3 separate regions of the Homo sapiens genome follow, and all the other regions are linked to region 1. Evidence: chromatin loops called from intact Hi-C (ENCODE). Cell type or tissue: IMR-90. All regions are shown on one strand. Each heading gives the region's core, and the rest is flanking DNA. Links, peaks and the distances in the headings are about the cores only.

Evidence for each region. A loop is a pair of places that touch in the nucleus more often than their neighbours do. Peaks named below come from ENCODE experiments on the same cell type or tissue, not always from the same donor. Only the 100,000 strongest peaks of a DNase experiment are listed, where the experiment ranks them.
Region 2: a loop joins it to region 1, with 10 times the contacts of the local background. A loop is called at or near these places in 5 of 110 quality-filtered maps.
Region 3: a loop joins it to region 1, with 5 times the contacts of the local background. A loop is called at or near these places in 22 of 110 quality-filtered maps.

The regions. Positions count from the first base shown.
Region 1 is chr6:160,134,805-160,142,702 of GRCh38, reverse strand. It overlaps SLC22A1 (solute carrier family 22 member 1), which reads right to left. Exons shown (of 11, transcript NM_003057.3): 5 at 6,369-6,483; 6 at 6,053-6,159; 7 at 2,836-3,050. Among named protein-coding and RNA genes, the nearest start is that of SLC22A1, 17 kb to the right of the region's middle. RefSeq lists an enhancer at 7,612-7,898. In IMR-90, for the core only: a CTCF peak has its summit at 4,300 (motif pointing left); DNase peaks (open chromatin) are centred at 3,142 and 4,282; H3K27ac peaks cover 668 bases.
Region 2 is chr6:159,859,256-159,867,153 of GRCh38, reverse strand. No RefSeq gene overlaps it. Among named protein-coding and RNA genes, the nearest start is that of MAS1, 28 kb to the left of the region's middle. In IMR-90, for the core only: a CTCF peak has its summit at 3,707 (motif pointing left); a DNase peak (open chromatin) is centred at 3,693; H3K27me3 peaks cover 164 bases.
Region 3 is chr6:160,530,349-160,538,246 of GRCh38, reverse strand. LPA (lipoprotein(a)) reads left to right here. Exons shown (of 39, transcript NM_005577.4): 37 at 286-392; 38 at 5,598-5,716; 39 at 6,357-6,765. The coding sequence ends at 6,518. The region is part of intron 1 of LOC124901454 (a long non-coding RNA gene); the gene reads right to left. Among named protein-coding and RNA genes, the nearest start is that of LPA, 130 kb to the left of the region's middle. In IMR-90, for the core only: a CTCF peak has its summit at 3,863 (motif pointing right); no DNase peak of the experiment used is centred there.

The DNA.
Region 1 (7,898 bases), core at 1,537-6,536:
ATCTCACTCAGCCAGTGTGAGGGTCCAAATGAGAGTGCCCCTCACCCGTCTCATGGGTGCAACACAGTCTCTCTGCCTCCTGGAGCTCTCAGCCCTGATAGAGAAGCCAAGCTGAGCCTTCTGTTAAGGACCACACCTCATCTAGCTTCTAAAAGATAAAAGGCAAGGAGTTCACTCCAATGCCTCGAGGGAGGTCCTCATTCACAGGTCTTTAGCCTGGTGATGCTTGACCAGAGGTAAACAGCATCCCTGGCCTCAGAGAACTGAACATGCCTCCACTCTGCACCCCCAGGGCCGCTCATCACAGCAGCCAGAGGGACCCAGTTCAGACTGGAGTTGGGTCAAGTCCACCCCTGCTCAAAGCCACCAGTGGTTTCCTACCACTCTTGGGATAAAGTCCACAGCTGGCTACTTCCCAACTCACTCCACGCCTCACTCCACTGCTCCCCACGAGCTCGCCTGACCCTTGTCCCTAGATCCCGAGCAGTCCCTCCAATGCCACATTCTTCTCACCCCAAGGGCCTTGCACGTGTCAGAAAACTCTCCCCAGATTTTTACATGGCTCTTCCCACTTCATTTAGGCCTCTTCAGGCCTCCCGTGCCCATTGTAGAAAGCACTGACATCCTTCTCTTTTCCCTCTGGAATGTCAGCTCCATGGAGCAGGAACTCTCTCTGCTTCGCTCATGGTTGAAATCCTAGGACCTAGATACCTGCCAGCCATATAGAAGGCCTGGAGATATTTCCTGCGGGTTGAATGAATGACTGTCCTAAAATGTGATAAGGACTAAGACAGAGGGACGAGGGGAGGACAGGAGCTGGGAGGAGGGGGCTGGGGAGGGGACGATGCCTGGGCTCTGTCCAGGTGACAACTGAATGGACTTAGCCCTCGATGGCCCTCCTTCTTGGCACTCAGTGCTGTGAACTTTTTAAAAGTATGCCCATCCATCACATCTTACCCAGGATTCCAGAAACAGAGAGATTGGGAAGAAAGTGAGCAAAATCTATTTCAGATCCATGCTGCCCCTTTTCCTGTGTTCTCTGTTCTTTCTCCATGAAAAAAAGGGAAAAGAAAACTGAGCTTTCTTTCCCCAACCCTTTTTCTTTCCAGCCTGATCTACACAGCCTAGTTCTTGGGCATACAGATTTCACAGAACAGTCTCTACAATACCCTGCACGAAAGCCTGCCAAAATGACTCACTAAATCAGCAAGTGCAGAGCACACGCAGTAAAAACTGAGAAAAGAGCAGATCTGCCCTTGTATTTATTTTACAACATATCCAAGAGCAATGAATGTGAAAGGCAATTTACGTACTCAAATTAAAACTGACTGAAGTTAATCTGCTTTAGGTTTAAATGTAGCTTGGTTTATCTTTGATTGTAAGAATTACAGACTAAAGTATACATCCACCAAAATGGCCACTCTTAAAAAGATGAGCCAGATCAAGTGTTGGGAGGATCTGGAGTAATCGGAGCTCCCATGTGTTCCTGGGAGGAGTATAAAATGGTCTAACCACTTTGGAAAGCTGTTTGGCAGTGTCTGCTAGAGCTAAACATATGCCTCCCTGGGACCCAGCAAGTGTACTCACAGACCTGTACCCAAGGGAAATGAAAGCATGTGCCTGCCCAAAGATACGTGCAAGGATGATTTTAGTCCCAATAAGTGGCAAACATTGGAAGCAACACAAGTGACAATCAACAGTGGAAGGGATGCAGAGTGTCATATTCATACAGTGGAATCCTACACAATAATTTTGTTTGAAGTACCAACTACACTCTCATGTGACAACATGGGTGGGTCTCATAGGTGCAATGATGAATGGCTCATGCCTATAATCCCAACACTTTGAAAGGCTGAGGTGGGAGGATTGCTTGAGCCCAGGAGTTTGAGACCAGCTTGGGCAACATAGTAAGACCCCATCTCTACAAAAAATAAAAACATTAACCGGGCATAGTGGCTCACGCCTGTAGTCCCAGCTACTGAGGAGGCTGAGGCGGGAGGATCCCTTGAGCCCAAGAGTTCAAGGTTGCAGTGAGCTGTGATTGCACCACTGAACTCCAGCCTGAATAACAGAGCAAGATTCTGTCTCAAAACACAACAACAATAACAAAAACAGTATATTTGGTATGGTGCCATCTATATGAAGCTCAAGAACAGGCACAATCTGTGCTGACAAAGGGCAGAGTAGTGGTGACCTTGGAGGGGTGGCAGGGGTTGTTGTGAAGGAGCCTGAGGGAGGCTTTGGAGAAGTTGGAAAGGTTCCCCATCTTTACGTGGATCATGCTGCCCGGGTGTACACATTTTTAAAAACTCATGGAGTCATGCACTTATAGTTTGCTGATTGTATGTATGTTAAAACTCAATTTAATTTTTTTTTTTTTTGCTGTTTTTGGGGGTTTTTTTGTTTGTTTGTTTGTTTGTTTTTTGGGAGATGGAGTTGTACTCTGTCTCCCAAGCTGGAGTGTGCGATCTCGGCTCACTGCAACCTCCGCCTCCTGGGTTCAAGCAGCCTCCCAAGTAGCTGGGATTACAGGCGCCCGCCACCAAGCCCGGCTAATTTTGTATTTTTAGTAGAGATGGGGTTTCACCATGTTGGCCAGGCTGGTCTTGAACTCCTGACCTCAGGTGATCCACCTGCCTTGGCTTCTCAAAGTACTGTGATTACAGGCATGAGCCACTGTGCACGGCCCCTCAATTTAAAATCTAAAAAAACTTTGTAGACAAAGGTAGCACCTCATCTTTGTTCTCATTCCAGAGGCTTATCAAAGAGTCACAACACTTTCCCCACACTTCGATTGCCTGGGAAATGATGAAAGCAGACAACTTACCAACTTACCAGGTGAGATAAAAATCATGACGAGGCAGGCTGCCCCCGCCAACAAATTTGACATGGCCATGGGGTAGATGCGGCCCACGCGGTCAATGGTGATGAGGGCTATGAAGGCCCCCGGGATTTCGACCAGAGCGGAGTAAAGGAAATCCAGGTAGAGGTTCCCGCTGGTGGCGCCCATGTGCAGGATGAGCCCCTGATAGAGCACAGAGTCCGTGAACCTGAGCCAAGAGGAGGTTTCAAGTCAAAGGCATGAGTCAGAGACTGAAGAAAAAAAAAAAAAAAAAAAGCCCCTCGCAGATGGAGAAAGAGCATGAATCACTGGGTTTAGAATGCCCTAGAGCAATATGAGAAGAGGGGAGTAAAAATGAGAAAGAGTGTCCTAGAAGGGCCCCAATGATACATTTTTTTCATGATAGATGTGAGAGTCTGACTTGTAGGATATGCCTCCAAGTCTCCTGGAGACTGCACGTGAGGATGGCTACTGTTCACTGCAGATTTAAATGTCTGGTTCTGCACCAAGCCCTGCACGTGCGTACCTCATCTGACACCCCAACAGGCCTACGAGGAGGTGGGCAGGAGAGACCAGGAAGTAAGGGGCCAGGTGTCGGATTGCTTTATGAGCTGTGTCACCTTGAGGAAGTTAACTAACCTCTCTGGGCCTCAGTTCCCTCGTCTGTAAATGGGATTGTAATAGTACCTCCCACATCTGTTTGTCTTGAGTACTCACTGAATTAGCGTACAAAAGTGCCAATTATAGTTCCCAGCACACAGTATGCACTCAGGGCACTCAGAAGACTCAGGGCACAACAGACAGAGGCATGGGCCAGGTCTTTCCAACCGCACCATGGCATTCCCGGCCCTTTACTGTGCTGTCCTTAGTGGGCGCTATTGATTCACCTACGCTCTTCCATTCACTGCACACCCCCTCCGTCCATATTTGAGAAAATGTAGCAACATTACAGCATATGGCACACAGACCCGAGGCCTAGCTAAATCACTCTCACCTGAGCCAAAATGTAGGGTGCCTCATGTGTCACTTCGGGGGGAAAATATCATTTGGAAGCTAGAAAGCTTTTACAGTCATATTTACATTGTGAGAACAGATTTGGGTCAATAAGAAATTACTGTCTCATCCCAGCATGCAGATTGCCTATCAGCTCCAAAACTGAGATGAAAATGCATGTTGCTAAGGAATGTATCCTTCTTTGATAAAATTTCGCCTAAAGAAGCATTGGGATGCTTTTGTTTCTAGTCCTAAATTATTCCTGATTGGACAAAGGGTCAAGAGAACAAGAAACAAGGTGCTTGCCTGCAACTCAAGGAGTTGAGGTTAGCCTGAGTGCCTCTGTACCATTTAGCCAGTTAAAGACAGCAGTCATATTACTGATAAAGAAACTGGTTTAAGAGAAAGGAACGTGTAACCTTGATTTTCCTGTCAACAAGCCAGTTAACAAATGTGCCGGGCTGCCACCTGTGGGCAGAGCTCATGAATTGCATGTGTGTATTAAAATAACAAAAAAAACCACATTGACATTGAACATTTCCTGCATGGATGCTGTACCCTCTTCTATGTCATTTACACATATAATCTCCTTAATCCTCCCAACACATCTGTGAGATAGGTACTATCACTTCTCCCATTACTGAGGGGGAAATTGAGTCACGGAGAGATTAAGGCCCTTTGGAAGGTCACACAGCCAGGACATGGTGGACAGACCTTTCGAGTCTCAGTCATGACAACCAGCAGGACAGTAGAAAAGGGCGTTCAGGGGCCAAAGGCGTGAGGCCTTGTGGGCCACAGAAAAGGATCTGGCTTTATTCTCAGTGATTAGGAAGCCAGCAGAGGGTAAACAGGGAGAGACAAGGTCTGTTGAGCTCTAAGGGATGCCTTTGCCTGCTTTGTGGAGCACCGAGGGGCATGGGTAAAGCCAGCAGGCCACCCAGAAGGTGCCTACAGTAATGCAGGTAAGAGATGCTGCAGAACTGTCCATGAGACAGCTGACATTTATACAAAGAATTAGTGCCAAGGACAGGGCTACTACAACCCCAGCAAGGGAACCCAGGGTGCCCAAGATGGGAGGCAGCAGGTTCTGAAGGCATTTCCAAGCCAGTTGATGGAACTTGCCAGAGGACTGGATGTGGGGGTAACAGAACAGAAGAGTCAAGAACACTGCCTTGTGGGGAGTCTCGGAGCTGGGGAGGGGAGCTGAACAGCGTAGCAGAGCGGGCAGTTACTTCCACTGCAGCGGCCAGTCCCAGCCTCCATGCTGAGTTCAACACTGAGTATCCATGGAAACCCACCAGGTACATGGGGCTATTTGCAAAGGTTCACGGGCCCAGCATGTGGCTGGGTGCAGGACCCCAGCGGCAAACTCGGAGACAGGGAGGGTGAAGGTTGAGGCAGGACAGGACACACTGAACCTGGACAGATTCTGGGGCACAGTGTTTACTCATTCAACTTTCAGCAAATATTGATTTAGGGTCTGCAATATGCCAGGCACTGACTTACTACAAACTCTTTGTTCCAATAAAACCTCACATAGAAGAGCAAACAAGTGTGCCTGGGTAGCGGAGCTGCTCCCGCTGAAGGGGCCAGGCCCAGAGTGCAGTTGGGGGGCCCTCACTGTATGCTGAGGGGAAAGCCCTTGTGCGGAGGAGGTGAGCCAGCATCCTCCTAGGGAGCAGGGCAGGGGATTCCTGCTCGTGACAGCAGCTGGGGGAGCATGCAGACCCCTGGAATGTGCAAAGCGTGTGTGCGTGGGTCCATGTGGGTGTGCGTTCTCTAGTCAATAGGTAACAAATGCACAGAGATGCTCAGGTAGGGTCTCTAGGGTGTTTAGATATGAGGAATGGAACTTCCTCCTCGAACGCTCCAGGAGCTCTCATCCACCTTCTGACGCCGAGTCAAGACTTGGCTATTCCCAGAAGATGAGACCATGTGGAACGGAGGCAGCCCCGATAACCCTTTATCCTATTTCTCTCATCCCACTGGTGATCTCCCAAAGGTAACAAATGCTCCTCACTAAAATGAAGCCTTTTCCTTATTATTCAATCCCCAAGGGAGAAACAAAAAGAGCTCTTTGACCACTCACAACTATATTACAATTCTTTTTCCCTTTCTCTTTTTCCACCTGAGTATTCCACTGTCTCTAATCTATAGCCCAGTGCTTGGGCGAGCGTGCTGATTCTGCCTGGAGAGACGCACAGGAACGCCCCTCACCACAGGTACATCAGGATGAAGGTGCGCTTCCTCAGGCGCGGCGTGCGGAACAGGTCTGCAAATGAAGGGCTCAGCTTTTCGGTGACATCCTCTTCGAGGGAAAGCATCTAGGAGGGAGGGAGAGCATCAGCCACACTCACGCTGTCATGAGCAGAGCCACCTGGGAGCCCCTGGGGAGGTGAGCCTTGCCACCACCGTGCTTCACACCCATGACAAGGGGCACAGTTCTGCTCTTTCCCCTGGCAGCCCCAGACGAATCTGCACCAGAACCCAGCCCCAGATTCAGTGATGTGAGATACCCCTTCCTAGATTTCACCTTTAAATCAGCAGGAGGCAACTTCCCATTCTTTTGAGCGATGTGGTCCATTATCTTTATTGCTTCAGTGTTTCTTTTTTGTGATAACAGCCACCGAGGGGACTCCGGCACACACCTGCGAACACCACTCATCACTATCTGGCATTTTCCTCGGTCTGACGTTCAGCCCTGAGCGGGGTGATGCTGTTGCTCAGTGCAGCCTGCCCTCCCCACGTTGGGGCTGTAATCCCTCAAGAGGATGAGGACCTGGGGTCACTGTGCGCTAGCCCATGTGGCCCAGGTCACAGCTCTGTGGGTCACTCAGACTCCTAGTGTCACCTAAGATTTATAGACCAAAAGGGAGCCATCGCTTCCTATGTAGCCTTCCTTCTGTGCAGCAGGGGCCTCATCTCTCCTGGGGCAGCCTTTGTCCCCCACGGAAAACACTCACAGAGCAGATGCTCCATGTATATTACCCGATGACACCAGGACATCTCCAGGCAATACAAGGGCTGTTGAACACTTCTCAAAATATTTCTCAAACAAAATAAAATGTATTTACTGTCCTTTAAAATCAAATCAACACCATGCTGTCTATTTCAAATGGGACGAGGAGGGTACAACTCAAAGACTGGGCCTCTCTGGCATAAGGGTCTTCTGAAAGCTGGCCGGCATTGACTGCCTCACCCTGCCTGAGCATGCAGAATTTGCCTTTCTGCTGGAGAGATCCCTGTTTCACAAGGACGAGGCAGGGGAAGGGCAGGCTCCTCAGAACTCCCTGGCCATACGTGTACAACTCTTTCATTTAGAGAGACTGGGTTAACTCTAGTGCCACCCACAGATGAGGTCTGCTCTCAGCAAAACTAAGACAAAAGGTGGAGGGATGAGAAATTCCTCTCTGTGGACCTTTCTGCTACCCCCTCTTCCCTCCACCACAATAAAAACTGACCTGTGGAGTTCTTTGCCCTTCAGACTCTGCGAAGCACTCACAGCTAATATGATTAACACCTTGTTTGGACTGATTCTGTGTCATAATGGCTCAGGGTACACAGTCCCCAGAGAAGGTTGCATTGAGCAGGCCTGTTGTTCCTTCATTCTGTCACTCATTCATTCAATCAAGATCAAATGCCTGCTCTATGGCTAGATGAGAGGTATTTCAGTGTCTTAATAATAATACCAATAGTACTATAAAAATGAAGAAGTGGGAGAAGAGCAGAGATGACAGCAGAGAGGAAGAGAAGAGGGGGAAGAGGGAGAGGATCAAGAAGATAACAGAGCATCTGACTTCATGCCAGCACCCCTGGGACGGACTCTAGGGGACTCTCGGGAGTGGTAGCCATTGCAGTGGGATTGCCACCTGTGGAGCCTTTCCTACCACTGGACGCTGATACAGATTTCCCAAGGCCACTGAGCAACCCTCAAAAAGCTGCCTCCTTCACCCGGGAGTGAGGTTCAGCCTTGTGTTTCTGGAAAGTGCACATGCTGAGGCCCTGAGTTTTCCTGGATTTCTGTCCGACTCTTGGCATGGCCCACCTTTATCTGGGGGAACCT
Region 2 (7,898 bases), core at 1,227-6,226, 280 kb after region 1:
GATCAGAGGCCTGCATGCCGGGCCTGCATGCATTGCGGGGGGGCCTGCGGCATCAGGGGCAGTGGGGACCTGGTCCTCAGGGCGCTTACACAGAGGCGGCTGAACGCGCAGGACCCAGAGAGCCGGAGAAGCCTGCCAGGGGCAGGGGCAGGAAGCGTTAGGGCTGGTGAGGGGGACTGGCCTGCCTGTGGCCCAGGGAAGGCTCCAAGAGGCCACAAGGCGTCCCTGAGCCCGGGCTGGCTGTCAGCGGTGTCCCAGGAAACGGGCCGGCCCCACACCTCTGCAGCACCCTGGAGGGAGCCCCCAGGAAGCTGGGCAGAGGTGGACCCCAGGCACAGCCAGGCCCCGGGCAGCGTGGCCCCTGCAGTTGAGGTGACAGGCAGGCCTAAGGCGCCCCTGTTTCCAGGCCTTGCTCTCCCTCAGCTGTCTCTCCTGGCTTTGAGACAACCCCTGCCCCACCCGACATCTCTCCAAGACAGTCACACGAGCACTTCGTTCCCGGCCACCTCCCGAGCCCCCGCACAGTGATACAGGGGAGCTTGTGTGCATCTTCTCTGTGAATTGTGGCAGATGCAGCCTCCCAGGACGCTGTTGCAGGCTCCTGCCAACACACACTCCACCAGCCTGCGGCCACCCAGGGACTCAAGGCTCCTCAGCCCCCCCACTGGCCTTCCAGGCAGGAAGCAGAACACTGCTGCCTCACCTCCAGGCTCTGGAAGCTTCTGGGCCGACCACCCTGGAGTCTGAGCATGGGGAGGGTCTGCACCCAGTCCACCTCGGCCTCCTTTCTCCAGGGCCTACTGGCAGCACTAGCAGGCTCTGGTGATACTGTGGGATCATAAGAAATACGAGATCAGGAGTTCAAGATCAGGCTGGCCAACATGGTGAAACCCCGTCTCTACTAAAAATACAAAAATTAGCCGGGCGTGGTGTCGGGTACCTGTAATCCCAGCTATTCAGGAGGCTGAGGCAGGAGAATCGCTTGAACCCAGGAGGCAGAGGTTGAGGTGAGCCGAGATGGTACCAGTGCACTCCAGTCTGGGCGACAGAGCGAAACTCCGTCTCGGAAAAAAAAAAAAAAAAAACACGCATTGTGGTGTTGTCCCTGGCTCCCAGCCACAGCTCCTAAAACTCTTGTACTTTTCTAAGTGATAAGAATGACAGGAGCAGCTTTTGTTACAATATTTAGATTTTGTCTCCAGTTCCCGAACAGCTCTGGAGCTACAAAGGTGAAAAAGGAGCATCTCTTGTTGCTTGTAGGGAGGCTATTCTTGCTTCATGAGTTTGTGTGAGTGAAGTGACTTTTGGAAAGGCCTAAGGTTGGGGTTGATTACCAGAGAAACCAACCAGATCATGAGGAGACTGGAACTTTCAGCCCCACTCCCCAGCCTCTGAGGGGGCAATGTTGGAATCAATCGTGTCTACGTAATGAGGCCTCTGTAAAAACCCAAAAGGACGTAGTTCTCAGAGCTTCTGGGTTGATGAACACACGGAAGTGCTGGGCCTTCGTGACCCTTTCCCCTCCTTGCCCAGTGCGATTTGGCTGTTCCTAAGTTGTATTCTCCATAATAAACGGGTAAACAAAAGTAAAGTGTTTCCCTGAGTTCCGTGAGCCATTCTAGCAAACGATCGAATTCAAGGAGGGGGCTGTGGGAATCCACAGTTCATAGCCGGCCAGTCAGGAGTCAGAAGGGAGGTCCAGACCTGCGATTGGCATCTGAAGCAGGGCAGCCTTGTGGGGCTGAGCCCTCCACCTGTGAGATCTGATGCTAACTCTAGGCAGATGGTGTCAGAACTGGATTAAATCATAGGACATCCAGCTGGCATCCACAGAAAAATGGAGAATTGGTTGGTGTCAGAAAACCCTGCCTGTTTGGTGTCTGATGTGAAGTGTGTGACAGTAGAAGGAAGCACAGTTGGTTTTCCCTTTCTAGGACCTCGTCCCCTCTTCACCCCACATCCCCACAGTCTGTCTGAAAATTAACACTCCGTGCTTTCGTCCTTCAGGCCAGACATTCTGATATTTACAGCTCGGCCTCAGAAGTTCCCAGAACTCCTGTCCTTCAATGGTATCTGCAATGAACTTTTTTTTTTTGAGACGGAGTCTCACTCTGTTGCCAGGCTGGAGTGCAGTGGCATGATCTCGGCTCACTGCAACCTCTGCCTCCCGGGTTCAAGCAAGTCTCCTGCTAATTTTTGTATTTTTAGTAGAACGGGGTTTCACCATGTTGGCCAGGATGGTCTCGATCTCTTTTATTATTATTATTATTATAATACTTTAATTTCTGGGTTACATGTGCAGAACGTGCAGTTATGTTACATAGGTATACATGTGCCATGGTGGTTTTCTGCACCCATCAACCTGTCACCTACATTAGGTATTTCTCCTAATGCCATCCCTCCCCTAGCCCCCCCATTCCCCAACAGGCCCCGGTGTGTGATGTTCCCCTCCCTGTGTCCATGTGTTCTCATTGCTCAGCTCCCACTTATGAGTGAGAACATGTGGTGTTTGGTTTTCTGTCCTTGCGATAGTTTGCTGAGAATGATGGTTTCCAGCTTCATCCATGTCCTGGTCTTGATCTCTTGACCTCATGATCGGCCCGCCTTGGCCTCCCAAAGTGCTGGAATTACAGGTGTGAGCCACCGCGCCCAGCTGCAATGAACTTTTTTAAAACCCTGTGTGACGTATGTTTATAGTGGCACTATTCACAATAGCAAAGACTTGGAACCAACCTAAATGTCCAACAATGATAGACTGGATTAAGAAAATGTGGCACATATACACCATGGAATACTATGCAGCCATAAAAAATGATGAGTTCATGTCCTTTGTAGGGACATGGATGAAACTGGAAACCATCATTCTCAGCAAACTATCACAAGGACAAAAAACCAAACACCACATGTTCTCACTCATAGGTGGGAATTGAACAATGAGAACACATGGACACAGGAAAGGGAACATCACACACCAGGGACTGTTGTGGGGTGGGGGGCGGGGGGAGGGATAGCATTAGGAGATATACCTAATGCTAAATGACAAGTTAATGGGTGCAGCACACCAACATGGCACATGTATACATATGTAACAAACCTGCACGTTGTGCACATGTACCCTAAAACTTAAAGTATAATAATAATAAATTTTAAAAAAATAAAAAATAAAACCCTGTGTGAGACTCCAGCCAGGCAATTATGTCTGTCCCAGGTGGTGCAGCTTCTCAGGGGAGGGAGCCTCAGCCTCAGGGTAAAGAGCACGGTAACAAGCTCTTCTAACAAAAGCTCATCAACACGTATCTCAAAGAATAGCATCCCCAGCCAGGCACGGTGGCTCAGGCCTGTAATCCCAGCACTTTGGGAGGCTAAAATGGGAGGTTCACTTGAGCCCAAGAGTTAGAGACCAGCATTATAGTGAGACTGTGTCTCTACAAAAAAATAGAAAAAAATTAGGCAGACATGGTTGTGTGTGCCTGTAGTCCCAGCTACTCAGGAGGCTGAGGTGGGAGGATTGCTTGAGCCCAGGAAGTCGAGGCTGCAGTGAGCTGTGATCGCACCACTGCACTCCAGCCAGGGCAACAGAGCCAGACCCCGTCTCTAAATAAATAAATAAATAGCATTTCTCCCTCACATTTGGGAAAATGAAGCTCTATGTGACACGTCAGCAGGCAGAGAAGCCCCTTTAAATTCCTTGTTTTTTGGTGCCATCCAGTGGTGACTTGGATTTTTTTCCCTCAGGTAGGTTTTATCTAAAAGTTGTTCAGTAGGCTGTTCAGCGATAAATTATCAGACAAGAGTGTGTTGCATTGAAACACTCTGCATTACTCATTAAGAAAAAACTCACACCTTCAAAAATTTAACTGCTCAAGGACTTTGAGTTAAACATCGTAAACGAACCACAAACATTCATGCCCCCCAACCTGCAAAAAAAAAAAAAAGAACCACTAAGATGAAGTGAAAAGACAGAAAGGATAGGCGAGGTAATGTTGCCAGGCAAGAACTAGGAACAAAATTTGGGGAGTGAGAACAAGAGGCTATAATCAGAGATGCATGAGAAGAGCACATGAGGGTACTGTGGGCTGAAGGATCCTAAGGTAGCCTCCAATTCCCACCCCCTGGTGTACACACCTTATAGCATTCCCTCCCCTGGAGTGTGGCCCCTCATCAGTTAACTTTGAGTTGATAAAAAGGGATGTTGTCCTGGTGTGTCTAGAGGTAAGACACAGGAAGCACAGCAGATACTCTCCTTCTCCTTCTGGCCTTGAAGAAACAAACTACCCAGGTGGAGAGGACCACCTGCCAGGAAATGGGGGGCACCCCTAGGAGGTGGGAACCTCAGCCCTACAACTACAACAACCCAGGTTCTGCCAACAACCTGAATGGGTCCTGGGCCTCAGAGGAGACCCCAGCCTCAGCTAATGTCTTGATGTCAGCCTGGGGAGACCTCAACAGACAGCCCAGCGGCCCCATAACTGGACTCCAACTGGTGGAAACTGAGATAATAAATGTGTGCTGTTTTCAACTGCTGACTTTAGGGGGATTTATTAGGCCAACAACAGAAAACTCATACATGGGCCAATTCATCCTGAGACCCCTCTGAGAAGAAAACAAGGAACCAGGACCAGGAGGGACAGAACAGAGGTGGAGGCAATGTCAGACACAGAAAAGAACAAAGTGGCAAAGACGGGAAATAGAAAACAAAAGATAAAGTCATCAGAGAGCAATCCAGGGAGCTCAGCACCAAAACACTGTTCAAAGAAGAAATAAAGACAGAGGACAGGAAATTGTCAAATACATAATACCATAAATTTTCCAGGACCCCAAAGCCACAAGCCTCTAGACTCAGAATGTTCAGAGCAATGAATGAAAAAAGACCACATCAAGGCATGCCGTCAATAAATTTCAGAACATCAGGGCTAAGAAGAAGATGCTGGAGGCTTCCGCAGAGAAAAATTAGGTTACATTAAAAAGAGAAAAGGACTCATCATGGCATTGACTTTCCAATAACGATACTGAACATAAGAAAGTATTGGAACCCAAGTCGCCTTCCTGGTATATTTAGCTATAGTTATGTAGGATGTATCCACTGGGGGAAACTGGGGAGGGTATGTGGAACCTCTGTGTACTAATTTTACAACTTCCTGTTAATCTATTTCAAAATAGAAGTATTTTTTAAAGCAAGCATTGGAGCAATGATACCAGAATCCTAAGGAAAAAAATATTTTCAACCTAAAATTCTATACCCATGTCTATCCATGAGGATGTTTCAGCTGCAAATAAGAGCAGCCACCATTTGAACAGGGTTTTAAAAATAAGTTATATTTTCTTGCTATATAAATAAGCACAAAGACAGACCAGGTCTAGGAGTGGCTGGGCCAGGTTCTCTCCTTCTTTCTGTTTTGGCATCTTTAGGGTCAGGCTAACTCTGAGATGGGTCCTGAGGTGAGAGGTGCAGTTCCAGCATCTCATCCAGACCTGATGATGCCCAGAAAAGAAACATGTCTGAGTGTCTCTCTTTTAGAATAAAGTACATTTCAGGCTGGGTGCAGTGGCTCACACCTGTAATCCCAGGACTTTGGGAGGCTGAGGCGGGCAGATCACTTGAGGTCAAGAGTTCGAGACCAGCCTGGCCAACATGGTGAAACCCCATCTCTACTAAAAATACAAAAATTAGCCAGGTGTTTTGGCTGACGCCTGTAATCTCAGCTACTTGGGAGGCTGAGGCAGGAGAATCGCTTGAACCCGGGAGGTGGAGGTTGCAGTGAGCTGAGATCACACCACTGCACTCCAGCCTGGGCGACGGAACGAGACTCCGTCTCAAAACAAAAAAACTATATATATCCCCTCAGGGTTTAGAGCCAAGAATCGCATGCTCATGGTTGAACCAATCTGTCCAGATGGGTGAAATACACTTAGACTACCCATGCTCTCCTCCAGAATGAGCCTCTCTTGAGGCATGTGGCTGAAGAGGGAGGAGTGGACATCCAAATAAGATCGGGATTTTATCAGGAAGGAGGAAGTTTAAATGAATCCTAGGAAGGCAGCCATGGTGTACACTATACCAACAAAACTATGAGTCAAATATGAGGGTAGAAGAAAAATATTGCAGACATACAAGGGCTTACACAGACAGCTCCACTGCTTTAGGTTAGAAAGTTCTCAAGACAGAACCACTAAAAATACAACATGTGGATTTTTTTGAATCCTAATTTTGAAAAATAAAACAAAAAGGGAAAATGCTGTAGTTCAGCATTTGTAAATATGTAGTTCACATTTACTGAGGTAAATTTGAATATGGATACCAAGATTATTGCTAATTTTGTTAGGTGCGATAAAAGCATTATGACTATGTAAGAAAATGTCCATTTTTTAAATATGTTTAGGATTAATAAGATGATATGTGGGATTTGCTTTTCAATCCTTCAACCACAACAAAAAAAGAGGAAGGGCATAGATGAAGTAAATGTGTCAAAATCCTAATATATGTTGGCCCTGTTCCAGCTAATAAGTAAAGAAGACATAATAGAAGCAGAACATAACCCCCTTTGAAACTCTAAGGAATAAACAGATCTTATCAAAGATTTTGAATCTCAGTACTATTGACAATTTAGATTAGATAATTACAGTCACACACTGCAAAATGACATTTCAGTGAATGATGGACTGCATATATGACGGTGGTCCCGTAATGTTTTAATATTGTATTTTTGCTGTACCTTTTCTATGTCTAGATACACAAATACTTACCATTGTGTTACAGTCGCATACAGTATTTAGTATAGCAGCATGCTATACAGATTCGTAGCCTAGATTTGTAGGCTATACCATATAGCCTAGGTGTATACTAGGCTATGACACCAAGGTTTGCCTAAATGCCTTCTATGGTGTTTGCCCAATGATGAAGTCTCCTAACGACACATTTCTCTGAATGTATCCCTGTTGTTAATCAACATATTATTATATTTGTTGGGGGTTAGGGGGCTGTCCTGACTGTTGTAGGATATATAGCAGCATTCCTGTCTTCTACCCACTGGATGCCAGTAGCATCCTTCCTCCCTAGTCAGGACAATCAAAAATGTCTTCAGACATTGCCAAATGTCCCTAGGTGGGGTGGGGGTCGGGGTAAAACTGCTTTTGGTTGATTCAGGTAATTATCAATGGCTGATAGCGCCACAGAAAGAGAGGAGTCAATCTGATGGCTGGAAGTACATCCATGTGAAATAATCTTGCCAAAATAAAATCAGACCTGAAATAGATGGAGGCTCTAGAACACCAAGACAGAGGAACAGGTTAAATGCATGTGGAGACACAGCCAAAAATGACCAGGTTTCTTCAACAAAAATATTGCAAGAAAAAAGGAAGGGAGAAAAACCTATAGGTTAAAAGAGGCTTAAGAGACATAACTAATCACAATCAAATCTTATTTGAATGCTGATTCGAACTAATTGTATTTTTAAAAAGCCAACACATGTATGATACCAAGTGAATATTTGATGACTTTAGAGAATAGTGCTAATTTTTTCAGGTGTGGTAATGGCATTGTGGCATTGTGGTTAGGAGTTTTCTTTATAAGTTTTATTTATTTATTTATTTTAATTTTTTGAGACAAGGTCTCGTTCTGTCACCTAGGCTAGAGTGTGATGGAGTGATCACAGCTCACTGCAACCTCAACCTCCCAGGCTCAAGCGATCCTCCCACCTAAGCCTCCTGGCTAGCTGGGACTACAGACACCCACCACCATATCTGGCTAATTTTTAAACTTTTTGTAGAGGGGGGGGTCTCGCTATGTTGCCCAGGCTGGTCTTGAATTTCTCGGCTCAAGTGATCCACCTTGGCCTCCCAAAGTACTGGGATTACAGGCATGAGCCACCATGCCCAGAGGTCTTTAAATAGAAATGCAT
Region 3 (7,898 bases), core at 1,227-6,226, 400 kb before region 1:
CATGAGAAGTGTGCCTTTGTCATCCCTACTTTCAAAGGCTAAGGCCACCCTCAGTTTCTTGCATGCAACTGATGCCTTTCAAATGAAACCTTACATCTGTGTAGTCCATAGGCAACCACAGGCAAATGTGAGGGTGAAACGCTGTGTTCTACATTGTTCTGTGTCAGTGAAGCAAGGCAGTGCCAGCTCAGAGGGCTCTGGGGCTTCAAGGCAGGGATGCCTGGTTGTAGGTACTGCCACTTCCAGCTGGGCAGTGAAACATAACTGCTAATACTTTCCTTACAGGCCTGCCGTCATCACTGACAAAGTAATGCCAGCTTGTCTGCCATCCCCAGACTACATGGTCACCGCCAGGACTGAATGTTACATCACTGGCTGGGGAGAAACCCAAGGTGAGATCAATTCCATTGCCCACGTAACAAATTGTTTTTGACCTTCAGTGCATGTTACAAAATGAGCATTTTGGAGATAGTTGTACAAATTCCTACCCATGAATGTGGTCTACCCACTCCTGACTTTGCCTGGACACCTGTCTATGTCTCCATAATCAGTCTTCAAGGGACTTGGGCAAGGGGAGCGGTGCCATTTCCTTGAGTCTCTCTCTTTTTTGTTTTCAGAATCTTTTAATTTTTTTTGTAATGATTGTATGTTTCCCTTACAACAAAAACAAACACCAGTAGAGGTCTTTGAGTCTCTTAATCATAATTTCAGCATTCATATTGCTTCCCCAGGTAAGTGGGGTTTTGACCCAGCCCTCAAGTTAAGGGTGTTAGATTATTTTTCATGTGAAATTAGACAGACTGCGTTTCTAAACATGGTGCAAAACAGTAACGACAAAAGTTGTAATTAAACTATTCTTCTTCCCAAATACCCACATGTCTAATGTGTGTGTGAGGGTGTTAGGCAGGGGACCTGAAGCTGGGGGAGAGGCAGACAGTTCCCATGGCCCCAAGTCTAGGATGGCATTTGGTATTGGTTGATGGGTGAGAGCAAGAGAGGGAATATTTTTGTGCATGATGTGGTATCAGCACCTGTACTACATTTTATGGATTCCTTCTTCTCTTTGCGGTATGCCCTGACAATAATTATATCCGTCAGCCTTACCCCCTTGGCAGTAGGAAAACTGAAACTGTCTTAAAGTCTCAGCTCTACTTTCTCAGAGGTGCAGGCAAGGGCACTGGGAGTCTGGGGCCCTGGAAAACTGTTCTGACTCTGCCACTTGCCAGATAGACCTGAACTAGACACGTTACCTCTTTGTACCACTTGGCTCTAATCCCTTATCTGTAAAACCAGCATTTTCAAATGGTGCTTTGCACATCAGCCTTTTGCATAAGCTTTGATTTGATAAAATGTTTTTTGTGTTTTTAAAAAGATTAAAAACCACAGGTTTAGATAATTTCAAAGTAGGCTTCCCTTTTTCTGTCATTTTCCTATTATTTTTAAAACCTCACCTCCTTGACTCCTTGTTCCCTTTTTCTGCACTGCTGAGTCTGGGAGCACTGAGGCCAGGTAAAAGGAAACTTGGCAAATGAGGGGCACCTATGGGTGTGGGAGGCTGCTCCTGGTGTTTGCATATTTTAAAATTTAAATGCTACAAACCACTGTGAGTTAGGTATTATTGTTCCTATTTTACCATTGAGGAAGCTGGGGCTCAGAGAAGGTGGAGGGTGGTACAGACAAACCTGAATTGGAACCCTGGCTCCTGCCTATGGGCTGTCAGGACTTAGAAAAGTCGTGAGCTCTCGCTGATTGTTTCCTCAGCTGATGTGGGCTGCAGGGCTGTTATGGGGGAAATAATAAGAAAGTGCATCAAGTGCTGAGCACATCCTAAGCACTCCATCATGGCAGCTCCTACTACTAATAAAGAATAGAATTATATCTAACATGATTCTTTCTTGCAAGTGACAGAAAATCCAACTCAAATTGGATTAAGCAAAACAAGGGAAATTCTTAGTGAGCTGCAAAGTTTTCAGGCTCACATGATGGCCCCAAATCCCAGGTCCTCCCAATCATGGAGTAGGCACTATTTGGGGGCACAAAGGTGACATTCCCATGGCTGCAGATGCTGTGGTGCTGTGGCTGTACCGGGAAAGAATAAGAAAGGCCACTCTCCCAATTATGTGAACAATAGTCTGCCCACTCTGAGAAGTCAAACTTGGGTCACAGTCCTGCCCCTGAACCCATCACTGACTGGCTCTGACCTGCACCAATTGTTCCATGTTGGAGGTGAAGGCAAGACCCCACTAATACCCATAAGGGGCAAAAGTTAGATAGATCCTTCAAGAGGATTATGGGAGGTAGGGCAAAAAGCTGCTGGGCAGCCAGAAAGCAAACAGAGCCTCTATGATACCTCAACTGATGAAAGCATGAAGCTAAAATCATAAGGATCTGGGTGTGAGTTCTGGCTCTCCCATCTTCCATGTGACATTGGGCAGTTATTTAATCTCTTTTAGCCTCCGCTTTCTCATCTTACATATGAGATAATTGTGAGGATTAAGATTACACATAATCATCATCATCACCGTCCACCACTACCACCATCATCCCCATCAACATCATCGCCACCACTATCATCATTCTTACTGGCACTACCATCACCATCACCACCATTCCACCACCATCACCAATATCATCACTGTCAACATCATTACCACCATCACCATCACCACCACCATCATCATTACTACCACTACCACTACTACCACCATCACCATCACCACCATTCCACCACCATCACCAATATCATCACTCTCAACATCATCACCATCACCATCACCACCACCATCATCATCATTACTACCACTACCACTACTACCACCATCACCATCACCACTGTCCCACTACTATCAGCATGACATCACCATCACCACCACCATCATCATTACCACCGCTACTACCAACATCACCATCACCACAATTCTACTGCCATCACCATTAACATTACCACCACCATCATCACTATCACCATCACCACCATCATCACCACTGCCATTATCACTGCCACCATCATCACTATCCTCTATATTTCCTCATCTGTATTATCATTACTACCACCATCACTATCACCACCATCGTCACCATCATAATCACCATCAACACCATCTCCAATACCACCATCACTGTAACCATCATCACCACCACCATGATCACTATCACCATCATCACAATGATCACTGTAACCATCATTACTACCCACCACCATCACCACTACTCCACCACCATCACCATTATCATTACCATCACCATTATCACCACCATCATCATCACCAGCACCACCATCATCACCAGCACCACCATCACCATCACCATCATTAACACCATCACTATCACCATTGGTTTAATCATCACCACCATCATCATAAATAAACATCACATAACCAGGGTGTAGCTGGGTGTTGACCCCAGAGCCCACTCACTGTTTCCTCTCTCCCACCCCCATCCACACATTTCTAACCACCATCCTGCACTGGGCTCCCAGTCTCCTCTGGTCTCACCCACATGTCCACTGAGAAAAGGATTTTCAGAACACCAACTAGACCAGGAGGAGCCACATACATAACTCAGGCCTGCTTATCAACTTTCTACATGTTAATAATGACATCAGATCAATGGGTGTTCTCAGCTTCTCAGAAGGAGGTCAAAATTCTCCCCCTCTCCCCTTCATGTGTCCAGACCTTCCCGGATTTGGATGTACCAAGTGCAGAGTGGTGTTGAGGCCAAGGGGCTCATCCATGTAAGTCTCATCTGCAATCACTGGGCTGATCCCGTGGCCCTGTCTCCAGGGCGCCATCAGAGAGGGCTTCAATCCTCAGGTTACCTGTGGCCCACCCTGCCCTCAGAGGTGCCATCTCTACATTGGCCACGAGATGGCAGCACATACTCATAGACTGCATTAATTTCCCAGCAACTCCTGGTGGGTTTTCCCTCTTATCAGGATGTTTGCCTTGCTCAGAGAGCAAATCTGAGAGCAGTGACACCTAACTTAACTTTCAGCAAAATATTTTGAGAAGGGTGCCCCTTTACACATCTGTGCAGTCCAGGTGATGCATCCCATGCCCAATGCTCGGTAGTCAGGAGGAGCTTCCTCCATGCAGCTCTGCGGAAGAGACTCTTCCACGCTGCTCATGTAAACTCCAGATTCGGTGTCAGTTTTCTGACACCGAAGACAATGATCTAAGTGCAGTCAAGGGCTTTGGGGAAAGCAGGAGAGAGTGCCTCAGTTCTAGCCTGTGCCATGCTTGCAAAGTTTTGCAAAATTCTAATGAGAGCTGGGCTTGCAACATTGGAAACTTGGATTATTTGTGAGAGCACTGAGAAATCCCTGGGCATGTCCATCTGGAAAAACAGCATTTCCTCTGGCACTTTAGCAGAGGTTCTGTTTCAATTTGGCGAAGGAAATTAAGCAGTTTTTCACAAAAGAAGAACTACAACGAGGAGAATTGTCCCTAGTATTTCTTCTCCCTAATTGTCAAGGAAGTGTAAATTAGAAAATGAATCAGGACAATTTCCACCTACTATGTTAGCTAATATTTTAAAAATTGAATATCACAAGGGTGAGGCAAAGTAATTGTTTTCCAGTGACATTTTCCACTGTCACACCCTTTTAGAGAATAATTTGGCAATGTTACTGTGAGATAGAAATATGTCTATATAATTATGGGAACTGAGACTTCAGAAAGTAATAAGGAATAAGAATGAAATTTATGAACAAACATGTGGAAGGTTGGAAGCAAGAGTGGGGCCAACACGCATGGGGAGGAAGCATTTGGGCAGCGACTCCGCAGACCCAGACTCAAGCTGAGCTATACAACCTCCTTACGCCTCAGTTTCCTCAACTGAAGAACAGGAATGACAAGTGCCTGTTTCATAGGACCGTTGTGAGGATTAAGTGAGATATACCACATTATGAGCTTGTGCCTGGAAAGGTTGATTCTTAGTAAATGATGACTATTCTTTTTTATTGCAATAAAATTTATACAACATAGAGTTACTATTTTAACCATTTTTGCAGGTACCACTGAGTGGCATTCAGTACATTCACAATGGTGTGCAACCGTCACCATATTTCCAGGACATTTTTCTCATCCCCAAAGGAAACCTCATGCCCATTAAGCAGTCACTCCTCATTAAAATATTAGTTATGAAGACTGTAGCATTTTTTTAAAAACTCATGATATAACATTGATTGAAAAAATCAGTATAGGAAATTGTGCATTATGATGTAATAGTAAAAGAAGCATATAAAAATCTGAAAAAAGTATATAAAAAGAATAGCAATTGTATTTCTCAGACTCTCTTTACATTGTAAAAATCATTTTGATAGCTTCAAAAGAAAAGCAAAAAGTACACAAACAACAACCAACCCCAAAGCAGCATGACAAAGCCCAGATTGTTGAATCCAGGTCTTGGGAACATAAAATCTTATATGACATTTGCACTTTAATGGGTCAGAGAGTCCAGTGGCATTGGGAGCTGCCTTGTGTTCTGCAGCCTCACGGACAGACAGGAGGTCCAGCTCCACTGCTCTGTTCTTCTGGAATTTCCTCGTGAACAAGCTTTGGCCTCAGTAACCATTTCTTTCATCTTTTTAAACACAGGTACCTTTGGGACTGGCCTTCTCAAGGAAGCCCAGCTCCTTGTTATTGAGAATGAAGTGTGCAATCACTATAAGTATATTTGTGCTGAGCATTTGGCCAGAGGCACTGACAGTTGCCAGGTAAGAAAAGATCAATAGATCAAAGTCTTGTGCTCTCCCGTCTCAGTCTCAGTCCCTTAGACGTCAGTCCCAAAGTGGCAAATTCAGGAAGGTTTTGTCAGTGGAAGACCCCAGTCTAAGTGTTGCTCAGAAACTCCCCAGATCTGTCCCTGAATGCATATTCAGATCATCTAAGGAGACGTCTTGGGGCTTGAGTTCCAGATCCATAGCAAGGGAGCCGTAAGTGCCATAACTACCTCAGGCCACTCACCTTCCTGGTGTGTGCTGGTCACCAGTGACTGAAGTGGTGGCTTTTCCAGTAGAGAGGAAGGTAGAGGGTACAGGACCGAGACAAATTACACACACTTAACAATGATGTCCAGGCTAGCCCAGTCTAAAGGAAACACCAAGTTAGGAAGCAATGCATGCAGGATTCACAAGGGATTATTTTTTTTCCCAGGAAAAAACTAAGTGATGTGGTTTTGTTGAATAGACTTTGCTAAGTACTTAAGCACTGCAGATGCTTGAGTAATATGCTCATAAGTTCCTTTCTGATTTGAATTACTGGGAAAATGTACATATGGATAAGAGAAGGATGGCATCCCATATTAAAAGGTTGGCAGCTTAAAGCTCACATGAATTTTCCCCTACCTCTGTTTAGGGTGACAGTGGAGGGCCTCTGGTTTGCTTCGAGAAGGACAAATACATTTTACAAGGAGTCACTTCTTGGGGTCTTGGCTGTGCACGCCCCAATAAGCCTGGTGTCTATGCTCGTGTTTCAAGGTTTGTTACTTGGATTGAGGGAATGATGAGAAATAATTAATTGGACGGGAGACAGAGTGAAGCATCAACCTACTTAGAAGCTGAAACGTGGGTAAGGATTTAGCATGCTGGAAATAATAGACAGCAATCAAACGAAGACACTGTTCCCAGCTACCAGCTATGCCAAACCTTGGCATTTTTGGTATTTTTGTGTATAAGCTTTTAAGGTCTGACTGACAAATTCTGTATTAAGGTGTCATAGCTATGACATTTGTTAAAAATAAACTCTGCACTTATTTTGATTTGAATTAATTTTGGTTTTGGTCTTCAAAATTTTCATGCTCTTTTCATCCCATCTATTTTTATTTTTATTTTTTAGACTTTACGTCCTGGGGTACATGTGCAGAATGTGCAGGTTTGTTACATAGATGTACACGTGCCATGGTAGTTTGCTGCACCCATCAACCTGTCATCTAATTCGGTATTTCTTTTAGTTCTATCCCTCCCCTAGCCCTCCACCCCTTGACAGGCCCAGGTGTGTGATGTTGCCCTCCCTGTGTCCATGTGTTCTCATTGTTCAACTCACACTTATGAGTGAGAACATGCCGTGTTTGTTTTTCTGTTCTTGTGTTAGTTTGCTGAGAATGATAGTTTCCAGCTTCATCCATGTCCCTGCAAAGGACATGAACTCATCCTTTTTTATGGCTGCATAGAATTCCATGGTGTATATGTGCCACATTTTATCCAATCTAACATTGATGGGCAATTGGGTTGGTTCCAACTCTTTGCTATTGTGAATAGTGCCACAATAAACATACGTGTGCATGTGTTTTCATAGCAGAATGATTTATAATCCTCTGGGTATATACCCAGTAATGGGATTGCAGGGTCAAATGGTGTTTCTGGTGCTAGATCTTTGAGGAATCACCACACTGTCTTCCACAATGGTTGAACTAATTTATGCTCCCACCAACAATATCAAGGCATTCCTATTTCTCCACATCCTCTCCAGCATCTGTTGTTTCCTGACTTTTTAATGATCGCCATTCTAACTGGCATGAGATGGTATCTCATTGTGGTTTTGATTTGCATTTCTCTAATGATCAGTGATGATGAGCTTTTCTCATATGTTTGTTGGCTGCATAAATGCCTTTTTTGGAGAAGCATCTGTTCATATCCTTTGCCCACTTTTTGATGGTGTTGTTTTTTTCTGGTAAATTTGTTTAAGTTCTTTGTAGATTCTGGATATTAGCCTTTTGTCAGATGGATAGATGGCAAAAATTTTATCCTATTATGTAGGTTGCCTGTTCACTCCGATGATAGTTTCTTTTGCTGTGCAGAAGCTCTTTGGTTTAATTAGATCTCATTTGTCTATTTTGGCTTTTGTTACCATTGCTTTTAGTGTTTTAGTCATGAAGTCTTCTCCCATGCTATGTCCTGA